Regions from separate parts of the Homo sapiens genome. Here all the other regions are linked to region 2. The links are chromatin loops, found by intact Hi-C in ENCODE. Cell type or tissue: ascending aorta. All regions are shown on one strand. Region 1 has its middle 34 kb from the start of SLC25A5-AS1. Region 2 holds the start of PGRMC1 (progesterone receptor membrane component 1). Region 3 overlaps LINC01285 (long intergenic non-protein coding RNA 1285).

Region 1 (5,000 bases), 270 kb before region 2:
TTTTTTTTTTTTTTTTTGAGACAGAGTTTTGCTCTTGTTGCCCAGGCTGGAGTGCAGTGGCACGATCTCGGCTCACTGCAACCTCCGCCTCCTGGGTTCAAGTAATTCTCCTGCCTCAGCCTCCCGAGTAGCTGATATTACAGGTCGGCACCTAATCAACACTCAGTAAACATAGTAGATGCTCAATAAATATTAGTTGGATGAATGGATTAAATAAACATTTAATCTACTGTTACCTAGAACTTTACTATTATTTTGAGACAGAGTCTCACTCTGTCGCCCAGGCTGGAGTGCAGTAGCATGATCTCAGCTCACTGCAACCTCTGCCTCCCAGGTTCAAGCAATTCTCGTGCCTCAGCCTCCCGAGTAGCTGGGATTACAGGGGTGCACCACCATGCCCAGCTAATTTTTTGTATGTTTAGTAGAGACAAAGTTTCACCATGTTGGCCAGCCCAGTCTCGAACTCCTGACCTCAAATAATCCACCCGCCTCGGCCTCCCAAAATGCTGGGATTACAAGCATGAGCCGCCACGCCCGGCCGAACAAATGTAGTTCTGACGTGCATGTTGGTTGATATTTTCATTTAAGTGAGAAACAATGATGTCAGAACTGCATTCATTTGTCCACAATGTGAGTGATTTCTTTTTTTTTTTTTTTTTTTAAATGGAGTCTCACTCTGTTTGCCCAGGCTGGAGTGCAGGAGTGTGATCTTGGCTCACTGCAACCTCTGCCTCCCGGGTTCAGGTGATTCTCGTGCCTCAGCGTCCTGAGTAGCTGGGATTACAGGCGCACAGCACCACGCCTGGCTAATTTTTGTATTTTTAGTAGAGACAGGGTTTGGCCATGTTGGCCAGACTGGTCTTGAACTCCTGGCCTCAAGTGATCTGCCAGCCTCAGCCTCCCAAAGTGCTGGGATTACAGGTGTGAGACACCGTGCCTGGCTGATTTCCTTGCTGAATAGGTTAGTGGTTTTCAAACTCTGGAAGACTATTTTCTCATTTTTTGGTATTATTCACAATCTAACAGCTATAGATATGGCACACCTTTGAGTTTTATCTGCATTATTAACATTGTTTCTATTGCTTTCTTTCCTCTAGATAGACAACAAAAGAATAGATCAAGCCTGATTTATAGCATTTGCTGATTTCTGAGTTGTAAGTGTTCCCACTGTGGCTGATTTCAAGCAGTTAACTTCAATGTGATGTTGGGAAGAGACACAATTGCACACTATTATACAGTATTTCAACTCTACAGATACTGTAGACATAAATCATCTGAAGAGCACAGGTAATAGTAAAATGAAGGCCGGGTGCGGTGGCTCACGCCTGTAATCTCAGCACTTTGGGAGGCCGAGGCGGGTGGATCACCTGAGGTTGGGAGTTCGAGATCAGCCAGACCAACATGGAGAAACCCCGTCTCTACTAAAACTACAAAAAATTAGCCGGGCGTGGTGGCACATGCCTGTAATCCCAGCTACTTGGAAAGCTAAGGCAGGAGAATCGCTTGAACCCGGGAGGCAGAGGTTGCGGTGAGCTGAGATCGTGCCATTGCACTTCAGCCTGGCAACAAGAGCGAAACTCCATCTCAAAAAAAAAAAAAAAAAGTAAAATGATTAGGAGATGATGAGTTTTGGGACATTGATTACCTTAGTTTTTAATATAATTTATTTAATTGTAATTTTATATATTTTAAAATAAGTGCTATGCTTAATGACTGACTCACAAAACTTCTGAAAATATAGCATCTGGCTCTCATGGGCCAGAGGGAGCCAGCTCCAGCACATACCCGGGGCCAACTATATTTCCAAGTCCTGAATGACCCTCATCCCTACTCCCATGCCCCTTTGCCATTCATTCAGGACCCCATAGCCCACCGCCTTTGATGGGAGCTCCTGGATTCCAAAGCAAACCCTAGCTGGCACCAAAGCCTCACTGCCACCTTGAGCGAGAGTTCTGGCGACAGATTGACAACAGTGGCTTTTCCATGGGTGGGTGGCCTCTTTTTGCCTGGGAAGGGGTGGAAGAGAGCCAGGGACACTTGCATTGACTCTGGAATGCACACCTGGCAAGCACTCAAGTCTAAGAGGAAGAGAAAGATCAAGGTGTGAGTGCAGGGGAGCTCTGGCTCAGCCCTCTGTCAACTTGGCCCTGCTCCTGGCTGGGCTGAAATTGACTTCGGAAGGCTTTCCAGAAAGGCTGGTGATGCTGGAGACTGTGGGCTGGGGGGCAGGGCAAACATTTCTCTTCTGCCTCCAGGATGTTACTCAGAGCTCTGGAAGCTACTCCCAAGGGTGATCCAGTGTTTGCCCTTGAAGTCTACATTTTCGGCCCTATTTCCTTTTCAGCAGTAGAAGTGGCTGGCAGTGGAATTTGGGTCTGGGCCTCGTGCTGAGTGGCTGTCGGCTTTGGAATCTGACCCTCCCTGGTGGAAAAAGCTGGGCCAGCATTTGGGGCAGTCCTCAGCGTGCAGGCCCTATATGCTGTCTACTTTGGGCCACACGCACTTGGCTTTGCTCCTCAGGTAACCCCTGGGAAACCTATCAGGTGCAACTGCTCTGATGCAGTTGGGGCAGTGTTGTGATGGGCTGCTGTGATGTCACTGCATGAATGAAGGTTCTGTGTTTGCACCTAGGCTGGCAGCTCTCCAGGGGCACAGTCCTCAGCCCCACCCTAGCCAGCACTCAGTAGAAGGACCAGCCCTCAGAGACTGGCTGAATGAATTGATGAGTACAAGCCTGGCTGACATTCAAGATTTCTTCCTGGTGAAACAGAAGCACAGTGTGGAGTCCTGTGTGGAAGCTCTCATCTTGACGTCTTGTACAAAGAGTGTCCTTCATTATTGCTAACACTAGAGGGGAGGGGAACCTCACTAATCCCCCCCTGCCCGACACGTACAAACACACAAAGGTTTCTACTAGCCGGATGTTCTGTAACCAGGAAGTTCAGATGCCTTTTTTTTTCTCCCAGTCTATGAGAAAAGTCACCTCTGTCCCCACCCACATGCGCACTGCTACACGCTGTGCCTACCAAGGCTGGCAGAAGTGTGCTGGCTGGGAGTGATTTGCTCTTGGCATCAGCCTGAGAATATCCTGTGCGGCTGAGAAGGTGGTGCTGCCCTCTCTGCAACACAGGGATTGGGAATTGATCGGGGCGAGGGGGCACACACTAAGGACTCAATGCACTCTGAAAGGGGAGGGCTCCAACATCAACAGAATTACAAGTGCTCCACTCCCTGCCATGCCCCCTGCATCCCAGCATTCACACACATCCTCCCGCAGATGCTGTCTGACACTATTCACAGGGGTTTGGAAAAAAGGGAAGGCCTGCCATAAAGTCTGCAAAGAGGTGTGACTATGGAGTTTCAGTAGGAAAAAAATCTCTGGGGGACCACAATTCCTATTGTCCTTATGGCTATGGATCATGGTTATGGTTATGGACAATTAAGGAGGCGATGTAAAAATCACTGTCCAGGAACCCTCCCTGCATGTCCCCGAGGATGACACCTCCACACCCTTGTCAACATGTCCTGGGCTTAATGACCCTGTGAGTGCACCTAGCTTTGAAAGTTCTGGTGTTTGCACGTGTGTGTGTGTGTGCGCGCGCACACGTGTGTGTGTGTGTGAAGGAGAGAGAAACAGTGAGAGAGAGAAAATTAATACTCTTGTTTCCAGACTAGACTTTGCTTCTGTGCTCGAAACACACACACTCCCATCCAAGTGCCTCCTGGACAGCCCCACTTACACATCCTATAGGCAACTCAAATTGAATCTACCCAACACAACTTGTCATCCTTTCCTTCCCCCTCAAACTCACAGTTTGTCCTGCCTGATGATCCCTTTCTCAATAAGTGGCACTGCCACTCACCTACCTGGCCAAGCAGGAAATCTGGGCACACCCTCGTCTCACACTCCCATAGGCCTAGTCATCAAGTCAGGCCTGTTCTAGCCTTCACGTTTTCACTTCAACAACCTCGCTCTCCATGCACGGTCACTACTTCAGGTCAGGCCCCCATCTATGTGGAAGTGCAGCAAGGCCTCCTGATGAGCTTTCCTGCCTCTAGTTCCCCCACTATCCCCACCCCCCCCTCCAATCCATTCTCAACCCTCTCAACAAACCAGTCCCGAAGGAAGTGCCCAAGGCAGCAGGAAGCAGACCTGCCTGACAAGTCTTTCTCTCCAGGTTGTAGGTGCCTGATGTTCCCCCTTATTCCAGTAGTTTCTGGGGACAGCACTGCCATATTAGCTAGCTCACCACTCTAGGTTATCTGATTCACCCTACTGGCATTGGCAGAAAGGAAGGAATGTGAACTGAGAAGAAAGTTTTGAGGCTGGGCGCGGTGGCTCATGCCTGTAATCCCAGCACTTTGGGAGGCCAAAGCGGGCGGAATACCTGAGGTCAGGAGTTTGAGACCAGTCTGACCAACATGGTGAAACCCCATCTCTACTAAAAATACAAAATTAGCTGGGCATTGTGGCACATGCCTGTAATCCCAGCTACTCAGGAGGCTGAGGCAGGAGAATTGCTTGAACCTGGGAAGTGGAGGTTGCAGTGAGCCGAGATCGCGCCACTGCACTCCAGGCTGGGCAACAAGAGCAACACTCCGTCTCAAAAAAAAAAAAAAAAATTGACACCAATGAGGAAGTCAGGGGAAGGCCCAGAGAAGGGTAATGCGCATGTCCATAGGACCAGAGGGGATTTGTGGGGAGTGGCTTCCTGAAAAGGTGTGGGCTGGGTTCTGAAGGGACAGCCCATGAGGAAGCCTGGCCCTGAAGAAGGCAGGGCCAGTGGAAGGGAGAGGTCTCAGCTTGCCAGCTCCTGCCATGACAGGTGACTGTGCTTCCCTCCCAAGGTCTTTCTGTGGGGAGAGCCAGCAAATAGCTCTCAGGGGGAGAGTTATGATCTCCCAGAATGTGGTGTCCAGGCTTCCTTCCAGGAGGGAGAAAGAAACTGGCAAGAGGAAATTTGGGGGTGGGGTTGAAAAAGGGCTCCCATTCTCCCACT
Region 2 (5,000 bases):
TAGTGCTTGAGAATAGGCAAATGCAATGGTTTGAACCTTACCATTTCAGAAATTATGGTCATTGGCTTGGTAGAGTGAGTCTTTACCAAGCAAACCTCATAGAATATTTAAACATAGAATATTTAAACCTCATAGAATATTTAAACATTTAAACAATTAAATGTTCTCTAGTGGGAACATTAAAAGTCTTTTAAAAATACATATTATTCAGTGCAACATATATTCACTAGAACGTAAGCTCCATAGGCAGAGATTTGTGTCTGTTTTGCTCACTGCTATATTCCCACATCTACAACAGTGCCTTGCACAGAATTAACAGGCACTAGAATGACTAATTTTTAGGAATCCTTTACAACATGAAGCATCACTTTCTACCAAGATGTCACGTAGTCATGGGCTCACTGAATGACAGTGCAAGATAGAGACAGAGATCTCACAATAGGCCATCTTTATCACTTTTCAGAGGGAAAACTAAGGCTCTGAGAGAACAATGCTTTGCACAAGGTCACACAGCTAGTCATGACCCAATCAGGACTAGAACGCAGGTTGCCTGACTCCCAGTTTTGTGCTCTGTGCACAGGCTGACATCCTCTCAATGACTCTGCAAACTACAGTCATGATGATGCCTCATGCACATGTTTTCACTCCTTTAATATTGAGCTCAATATTAACAGGTATTTACATGATTATGTTTATTGATAAAGCAACTATGTGTGCTACTCTAAGTGACAAATAATGTATGTGGTTTTCAAATGATTTTGACAGTTACATGCCTATAGAAAGCAGGTATTCTAAAATATCCACAGGCCCGGTGCAGTGGCTCATGCCTGTAATCCCAGCACTTTGGGAAATGGAGGTGGAAGGACTGCTTGCGCCCAGGAGTTCGAGACCAGCCTGGGCAACACAGGAGGGAGACCCTGTCTCTAAAAAATAAATAAAATTTATTTTTTATAATAAATAAATGTCTGCAAGAAAAAACTGAGCTCCTTAACCTTAACACATCTGATTTTGATCAGTTGGACTGGGAGACTAAAATGAATGCCTGAGTTTGTGTACTGCCTTCTGTACTCTTCCCTCTCTCAGGCCAGTGTGGAATGAGCACCGTCCATGTGGACATCCTCTAAGCTCCCTGTGTTTAGAGGAGTCCATATTGGAGGAGCCAAAACCTCTTCTTCCTCATCTCCAAGTATTCTATAAAGCAGGACTTTGCAAGCCTGGCTGCTTTTCAAATTCGCCTGGGAAGCATATTAAAATACAGACTCCCGGACCACCCGAGACTCATTTGCAGCTCTGGCGGTTAGACTGGGAATCTGTATTTTTCCTCAGATGCATCAGGTGATTCTGATACGCAACCAGGTTTGCAAAAACCTCGCCTCTAAGGAACCCATCAGGCCTGCCTTCTCCAACAGCTCAGCAGTGCAGCAGTCATCCATTCTTCATTTCCCTCTGGTTGGCTTTTCCTGATATCCCCCCACCCAGCAGTCTTCTTAGCTCTACTCCTTTTGTTTCTTGGTATCCTCCCACTTCTCCCTCCCTCCATTTTAATTTTTCTTGGCTTCTAATCCTTTCTCTCCTGCTATAGACTAAATACCATATTACCTTAAAAGCTTGCCACGTTACCATTGTCCACCATATTCAGCCTTTATTCCTCCCTCAAACAGCCCCCTTCCTCCTTGTTCACCTTCCAGCCTTTCCCCATCTGCCACACACAGCACAAGCGCACACAGACCAAACACATGCCACACACATACCTGACGCATGACCCATTTCAAGCGCGCATGCACACACCACACACACACACCCCTGATAAATCACATACACTAAACACGCACACACCGCGCATGCACACACCACGAGTGCACACACACATCACTATCCACCGGGCACAAAGCTTTTACCTGCTGCTAATCCCGTCTCGGCGTTTTCTCCCACACCCTCATATTTCAAACCTACTCCCGGTGTCATTGGCCTTCCCGTCTTCTCTAGGTCTGGACCTTTTCTCACTCTCGCCCTCCCCCATGCCTCCCTCGGAACACCCTCATTTCCTTCCTAGAACCCGACACTACCCCCTCCTCCTTCCAGGAATCCCCAAGCCCAGGACCTTCGAAAACTACCCCAACAGCCTGGGCTTTGATGTGTCCCCCCTCAACGCCTTCGAGCTTCGTGGTCCCACCCACCCCCGGCTTAAGCGCCTCAGCCTTCTTTCTCTAACCCCCTCCCAGCGCTGTCAGCGCGGGCCGGGGATCCGCGTCCCTGACTGGCCCGCAGCCCCTCTAGAGCGCCTCTTGTTCCCTGCCCGCCCCGGGAGCCTCCCGGCTCTCCGCCTGCCCGCCTACCCGCCTACCCTAGCTCGCCGCCATTCCTCCCTCCACTCAGGGGCGCCCCGCTCCCGCCTCGCCTCTCTCCCGCCCAGCCCCGTGCCGGGGCCCCCTTCTTTTGTCTCCAAGCCCCCCTCGCCGGCCGCGTACCGGGCCCGTAGAATTTGCGGCCTTTGGTCACATCGAACACCTTGCCGTTGATGGCCATGAGTATGCGCGGGTCCTGGACGCCGTCGAAGCGCCGCAGCTCGGCGGGGGTGAAGTCGCGCCGCTTGAGGCGGGGCAGAGGGGGCGGCTCGTCGTCGTCGCTGTCGCCGCTGGCCGCCGGCTGGTCCCCGCGCACGATCTTGTAGAGCAGGAAGATGCAGAGGCCAAGCAGCAGCAGGTTGAGCGGCGACGTGAAAATCTCATGCAGCAGCCCGCCGCTCTCCAGATCGCTTGGGTCGGCGCCAGTCGCCACCACATCCTCGGCAGCCATGATCTCTGGAGTAAAGGTTGGGCCGCGCTAGGCAGGGATCCGGAACTCGCCACTTTCTCCTCCCTCTGAGCGAGCGAGTGGCGCGCGGGGTTCGGCGGCGGCCAAAGACTAGCCGGGGAGGAGGCGGGGCCTGAGGGGCGGAGCCTCCAAGCCCCGCCTCCCCCGAGGCCACCTAAGCGCCCCGCCCTGCTCGGTCCCGCCCCGCAGCCCTCAGGCCCCCTCCAAAGCCTCTAGAGTCCGGCGCCGCTCCCCCGCGGCCGCGCGGTGCCCCCCTCAGTTCTACCTGGGAGGCCCCAGCCCAGCCTCACGCCATCCTCGCGCCATCCTATAGCTGAGCGCGACGCACGCGCTGCCCTCCTCTGAACCCCTTTTTTGCTCCTCGCAGACCGACCCGTTGGGAGGGCCTCGGCATTGCCGGGCTCTGTGCGAGCGCCCCTCCGCCACCTGATGCGCGCCAGACACCGACTCCCTTTCTGTTGCTGCAGGCTTTTCCCTGCCTCCCATTCTGAAGCCCCTCATCTTCCCCCTGCCGTTCCCGGGCCCTCCAAGCTGTCTTAGGAGACAGGAAACTCATTCTTCGAACTCCATTTTCTATGTTAGAGCCCTACACGACTCATTTTCACCTTGGGAACCCCCATTCGCTCTCCTTGATGGCCCTTCCCCAATTCTCCCCCAGATGCTGTGGGACCGACACCCCCGGGATTGCTAAAGTCAGTGCACAACTCTCCCTATTATCTGGGGAAACGAATCTGATCGCCCAGTTAACTTTGGGTTTGTTCTCCGAAAAACCCTTTTGCAATTACTGATTTGCTCAGTCACCAGGCATTAACAAGCAACGTTCTCTTGTTGCTCTTTTTTCCCCCCTCAGAATAATGTGAAAGTTTCTTTGTTTGGCAGCGTTCTTCTATTTGGAGTCTGTCAGGCTACCCTTGGCAGTCACAATAACCCTGAGCTGGAGCCCAGACAAAGGCGGGAGTTTGGAAGGATCCTAGGCCTGGTCCCTTCCTTTCCTAGGTATTTCATCCGGCCTTTGATGTGCTAACAGGCTGCACAGAAGCAGACCTCCACGGAGGAAGGGGTTGCCTCGTCCTAATCTGGCCCTTTTTCTGGTGGCGGGGGGAGGGGAGGAGAAGAAAGGATAGAGAGGGAAACAAATAATTAAAACCAAGCCGTGCACACATCTGCAGCCCAGAGCAGTACTTTTCCACCAAGTGTTCTGTTGGCTTGCACATAACTTACTCCTCCTCCCAACACGCAAGAGACTTGAGTAAAGATTGGCTTCCTACCTCAGAATTCTAAAAATTTCTGGCAAAAACTGCTTCCATCCCTGCCCCCCACATCTTCTTAAATCATTATAAAGTGCAATGAGCCAAACAATCTTTGTATCGGGCCCAGGCATTTTTCTCAGAGCTAAATTTGGGATTAGCTGAAACAGCCCCTCCAAATCTTTTGTCAAAACTCTTCAATTTAATCATGGAGAAACAGGCTCAAACTGAGGGCACTTGTCTATAGTTAGAATCTATCTCTTTTAACATGTATGGCCAAGAAAATTTAGAAAGCTAATAAACTTATAAAATATTTTCATTTGCAACTAATATGACAAAGGGTTAATATTTATTTGAGAGATCATTTGGATTGATAAGAAAATGTATAAGATTCTAGTCAATAAATGGGAAAAAATAGGAACAGGTAGTTCACAAAAGAGAGCATGCCAGTGGTGAATAAGCATATGAAAAATGTTCAGTCTCATTAGTAACAAAAAGAAAAGCATGGAGATGCCGCTGTCACCTACTACTTTTCTACAGGAAAGATAAAAGGGAAAAAAAAAAGGATAACACACTATTGGCGAGAGAGTGGTGAGACTCACATACGCTGTTGGGTATAACCTTTTATTATCCATAAAAATATTTTCTATCCATTAATCCCACTTCTAGAAATCTGCTCTTTGACCTAGTAATTCCATTTTCAGGAATCCATCCCAAGGAGACAGAAACGCAGACAAATATTTCATTACTAAGATGCTCAGCAGAGATTCATTTTTAATACAGAAAAACTGGAAACAACCTAAATGTCCGACTTCAAATAAAATGGCGAATTAATTCACTTGAATTGTGACAAAACCATTAAAAGGCCATTCAAATATCATCATTCTGGAGTCCTAATTAGGGAAAGGGAATCAGGCTGGTGGGAGCATGAAATAGCAA
Region 3 (5,000 bases), 380 kb after region 2:
TTGAGATGGAGTCTCACTCCGTTGCCCAGGCTGGAGTGCAGTGGCACAATCTCGGCTCACTGCAACCTCCACCTTCTGGGTTCAAGAGATTCTCCTGCCTCAGCCTCCCAAGTAACTGGGATTACAAGCGCCCACCACCACACCCGGCTAATGTTTTATATTTTTAGTAGAGACAGGATTTCAGCATGTTGGCCAGGCTGGTCTTGAACTCCTGACCTCAAGTGATCCACCCGCCTTGGCCTCCCAAAATGCTGGGATTACAGTCCACGTTGGTATTTTGACCTCCTCCTATTAACCATGAGTGTTCTTAATGTCATTTAGAATGGTGAATCCTTTCCAGAAGGTTTTCAATTTCCTTTGCCCAGATCTATCAAAGGAATAGCTCCATTGCAGCCTTATAAAATGTATTTTTTAAAAAAATAGGACTTGAAGGTCTAAATTACTCCTTAATCCATCTGCTACAGAATGTATGTTGTGTTAGCAGACATGAAAACAACATTAATCTCCTTGTACATAGCCATCAGAGCTCTTGGGTGACTAAGTGCATTGTTAATGAGCAGTAATATTTTGAAAGGAACCTTTTTTTCTGAGCAGTAGGTCTCAACAGTGGGCTTAACATGTTCAGAAAACCATGCTGTAAACAGATGTGCTGTCATTCAGGCTTTGTTGTTCCATTTAGAGAACACAAGCAGAATTTGGCATAATTCTTAAGGACCCTAGAATTTTCAGAATGATAAATGAATATTGGCTTCAATTTAAAGTCACCAGCTGCATTAGCTCCTAACAAGAGAGTCAACCTGTCCTTTGAACCTTTGAAGCCAAGCACTGACTTCTCCTCTGCAGCTATTAAAATCCTAGATGCTGGCCGGGCACGGTGGCTCATGCCTGTAATCCCAGCACTTTGGGATGCCGAGGCAGGCAGATCACTTAAGGTCAGGAGTTCAAGACCAGCCTGACCAACATGGCGAAACCCCATCTCTACTAAAAAATACAAAAATTAGCTGGGCATGGTGGCGGGCGCCTGTAATCCCAGCTACTTGGGAGGCTGGCGCAGGGAGAATTACCTGAACCCAGGAGGCGGAGGTTGCAGTGAGCTGAGGCCGCCCCACTGTACTCCAGCCTGGGCAACAGAGTGAGACTCTATCTCAAAAAAAAAAAAATTCCTAGATGCCATCTTCTTCTAATATAAGGCTGTTTTGTCTACATGGAAAATCTGTTGTTTAGTGCAGCTACTCTTATCAATGATCTTAGTTAATCTTCTGGATAACTTGCTGCAGCTTCTCCATCAGCACTTGCTGCTCTTTGCACTTTTGTGTTGTGGAGACAGCTTCTTTCCTTAAACCTCATGAACCAACCTCTGCTAGCTTCACACTTTTCTTCTGCAGCTTCCTCATCTCTCTCAGCCTTCATAGAATTGAAGAGAGTTAGGGTCCAGTTCTGGATTAGGCAGGCTTTGGTTTAAGGGAATATCGTGGCTTAAGAAAACATTTGATCTTCTATCCAGATCACTAAAACTTTCTCCATATCGGCAATAAGGCTGTTTGCTTTCTTATTCACATGCTCATTGGAATGGCACTTTAATTTCCTTCAAGAACTTTTCCTTTGCATTCACAACTTGGCTAACTGGCTGGCACAAGAGGCCTCGCTGGGCTTTTGACGTGCCTTCCTCACTTAGCTTAGCTTAGTCATTTCTAGCTTTTTTTTTTTTTTTTTTTTTTTTTGAGATGGAGTCTCGCTCTGTCACCCAGGCTGGAATGCAGTGGCGCGATCTCGGCTCACTGCAAGCTCCGCCTCCCAGGTTCACGCCATTCTCCTGCCTCAGCCTCCCATGTAGCTGGGACTACAGGCGCCTGCCACTACGCCCGGCTAATTTTTTGTATTTTTTAGTAGAGACAGGGTTTCACCGTGTTAGCCAGGATGGTCTCGATCTCCTGACCTTGTGATCCGCCCGCCTTGGCCTCCCAAAGTGCTGGGATTACAGGCGTGAGCCTCCACGCCTGGCCATTTCTAGCTTTTGATTTAAGGTGAAACATACATGTCTTTCCTTTCACTTAAACACTTGGAAATCATTGTAGGGTTATTAATTGGCTTAATATCAATATTGTTGTATTTCAGGGAATAGGGAGGCCCAAGGAGAGTGAGAGAGTTTGAAGAAGGGCTAGTCAGTGGAACAGTCTGAACACATAAAACATTTACCAATTAAGTTCACTGTCTTATCTGGGCACAGTTGTGGCACCCCAAAACAATTACAATGTTAACATCAAAGATCACTGATCACAGCTCCACATAACAGATGTAATCATAATGAAAAAGTTTGAAACATTGAGAGAATTACCAAAATGTGAGACAGAGACAAAGTTAGCACATGCTGTCGAGAAAATGGTGCCAACAGACTTGCTTAACGCAGGGTTGCCACAAACCTTCCATTTGTGAAAAACACAGTATCTGCAAAGTACAATAAAGCCAGGCACAATAAAACGAGGCATGCCTGTATAAACAGCAACTGTCAAGTGATGTTTTCCAACTAGAATTAAAAGATTACATAAGGAATTTTTTAAAGGAATTCAATCTGGAAGAACTGAGCAACAATTAAGAATGCATTATAAAGGATATGATACTTACATATGTGAAATAAATTTAAATGGCCAATTCTAACCAGAGTGAATGCTGCAGCTGGGTGTTAAAAATCTTTTAACCATACTGAGTTTGGCAGTGATTCTGTACAAGGAAATGATTTATATTCAGGGACTGACTATTTGGGTATCTCATCCAGTTTCAAGATATCAAGACCCACATGGAATACAGCAATGAAGCCAAAGGAAGGAAAGAGAGAGCTAATCATCATGGCCCTATTTCAGATGAAGCCCTTCTTTACCCATCTTACATTTCTGCCCCTTTCATGCTTCTAAGCCAAGTCAGACAGTTATGCACAGAGTGGATAACTTACTTATGTCTGGCTTAAGGGCCTACCCTTCAGAAAGGTACACATGCTGGAGGTAAGGAAGCTGAGCTGCAATTCTGGCAGATTTGTACTGCTTGGGTTGATCTACACTGACTCCAGCCACTCCTTTTCTATGGAATATACTAAAAGCAGTAAGATGATAGTATTTCTTTAGTTTGCTCACCCCTGAGATTCAAAGGGAAAAGAATGACAGCAGGAAATTGTTGCAAGAGCTGGGCATCCAAAGTCACCAAATACCATAGGATTGTGTGTGAATGTGTGTGTGCATGTGTGTATGCATGTACATACACACACACTAGTATACACTAGTGGTATGGTTCAGTTAAACACTATGAGTCAGGTCAGGAGCAGCCAACCACTTTTTATCTCTCAGGTTCCTTCTGGAAATTTGGTCTTTACTTCTAGTGAGAAATCCAGAAAAGGCTCCACTGGTTATCCTCCTCCTGGGAGAAAGAACACATTAACTTTCCTTCTCTCAGGACACTGGGGAATTCTGTTCACTTAGCCTTGTTAGAGGGTTAATCATTAATTAATTTATGCTGACACAACCATGAGACATTAGGGTCCCTACATAATTAGGCATAGCCTGCCTCAGCCTTGTAAGGTCAACCTTATAAAGAAGAAATATCTCACTTTCTATTCAAGCACTCTTGTTTGATCTGGGGGCACTTCTTATGTTCTTATGAGTGTGACGCTTGGGACAGAAGTAGAAGGGACAATGTGTGTTTCATGGTGAGTAATGAGAGAGGGAGAGGAAAAGGACTGTAACTGACAAACAAGTGAGTACTGCCTGTGCTGTCTCCTCACCTTAGGTAAAACAAGCACTGTCTGTTAGACTGAAGAGGTGGTCTGATATTCACAATCCAGTCTCTTACCGAATTCGAAAATCATCAGCAGCTATACATTCCTGGTGAGTGGGGTGGGAAGTTAGTGGTCAGTTGGTACTGAGGGGGTATAGCAGAGACTGTTAATAGACGTGAAATCTACTAGCTATGCCTCTACATATCCCAGTCTTCCTTGTGGTTAAATTGGGGTTAGGTGATTAGTTCCTGCCAATGAAATGTATGCAGAAGTTCTGTGTTACCTCTAGGATGAAGCGATTAAGGCACATGGGCTTCCAGTTCTCTTTTTCTTTGCTACGGTGTCCTTGGAAGTCATCTGTTCCAGATGGTATAGCTACAAGACAGAAGAGGACCAACCAGTCTATATCAAACATTATGTGAGCAACAAATAAACCTCTGCTATTTGTCACTGTATCGGTCTAGCCTATCGTGATTAATATAGGCACCAAAGCAGTGTTTCATTTAGGGTGCCAGAGACTTTAGTGCAAGAAATTAAGCTACTCACACCCACAATGTATAGTTCCTTTTAGAGACACAAACTCTACCAGGATGATCAGATTTCATGTTTCCCAAGACTCTCTTCAGCAAAACTTTGTCTTTGAAGGAGAATGGTTTGCCATGAATTAGTAACTTCAAGTGTAGAGGCCATCTCTCCTAAGGACACACATCTTCCAAATATCAAAAAGCATCCAAAATTTATTGAATAGCTCATGAAATCTCTTCCTAGGTACCTATCATCTCCTTCTGCTACTTCCCATTTTACTGATGGCACTGGACACAAATGCTAGTTTATAGCCTTTATACACAGAACTCCCTCATATATTAGGTTCCCATTAAAAAACAAAAAAGGAGACACAACTAAGTTTCTGTTTATCAAAGCCATCTGATAGTGGCAAGCACCTGTAGTCCCAGCTACTTGGGAGGCTGAAGCAGGAGGATTGTTTGAAATTCAAGTCCAGCTTTGGCAACATAGCAAGATTCCATCTCAAAAAAAAAAAAAAAATCTCAATTTCTTGTAGGCCCTGGCTCAGTGTACTTTTAAAGTTTAGAATAGGAGGGAGAGGAACATCCTTCATTCACTGTCTCCAAAATGTCTAATATTTGCCTCTCTATCTCTCAGTGAGCCAGCAGGTCCAGCATAAGATAGGAAGCACAACATTTCATTTATTTTTTTATTTTTATTTTTTGAGACAGAG

Evidence for each region. A loop is a pair of places that touch in the nucleus more often than their neighbours do. Peaks named below come from ENCODE experiments on the same cell type or tissue, not always from the same donor. Only the 100,000 strongest peaks of a DNase experiment are listed, where the experiment ranks them.
Region 1: it touches region 2 in a loop (6-fold over the local background); 2 of 110 quality-filtered maps call a loop at or near these places.
Region 3: it touches region 2 in a loop (5-fold over the local background); 6 of 110 quality-filtered maps call a loop at or near these places.

What each region holds. Positions count from the first base shown.
Region 1 is chrX:119,500,852-119,505,851 of GRCh38, reverse strand. No RefSeq gene overlaps it. Among named protein-coding and RNA genes, the nearest start is that of SLC25A5-AS1, 34 kb to the right of the region's middle. RefSeq lists a silencer at 2,092-2,386 and an enhancer at 4,842-4,921. In ascending aorta, no CTCF peak of the experiment used is centred here; DNase peaks (open chromatin) are centred at 2,271 and 3,028; H3K27ac peaks cover 2,051 bases.
Region 2 is chrX:119,234,160-119,239,159 of GRCh38, reverse strand. It overlaps PGRMC1 (progesterone receptor membrane component 1), which reads right to left and starts at 2,875. Exons shown (of 3, transcript NM_006667.5): 1 at 2,469-2,875. The coding sequence starts at 2,796. It also overlaps the pseudogene NUDT19P6. RefSeq lists silencers at 2,263-2,412, 2,813-3,072, 3,103-3,152. In ascending aorta, no CTCF peak of the experiment used is centred here; DNase peaks (open chromatin) are centred at 1,799, 2,282 and 2,889; H3K4me3 peaks cover 3,546 bases; H3K27ac peaks cover 3,245 bases.
Region 3 is chrX:118,854,602-118,859,601 of GRCh38, reverse strand. LINC01285 (long intergenic non-protein coding RNA 1285) reads right to left here. Exons shown (of 7, transcript NR_110393.1): 6 at 4,047-4,138. Among named protein-coding and RNA genes, the nearest start is that of LINC01285, 18 kb to the right of the region's middle. In ascending aorta, no CTCF peak of the experiment used is centred here; no DNase peak of the experiment used is centred here; H3K27ac peaks cover 380 bases.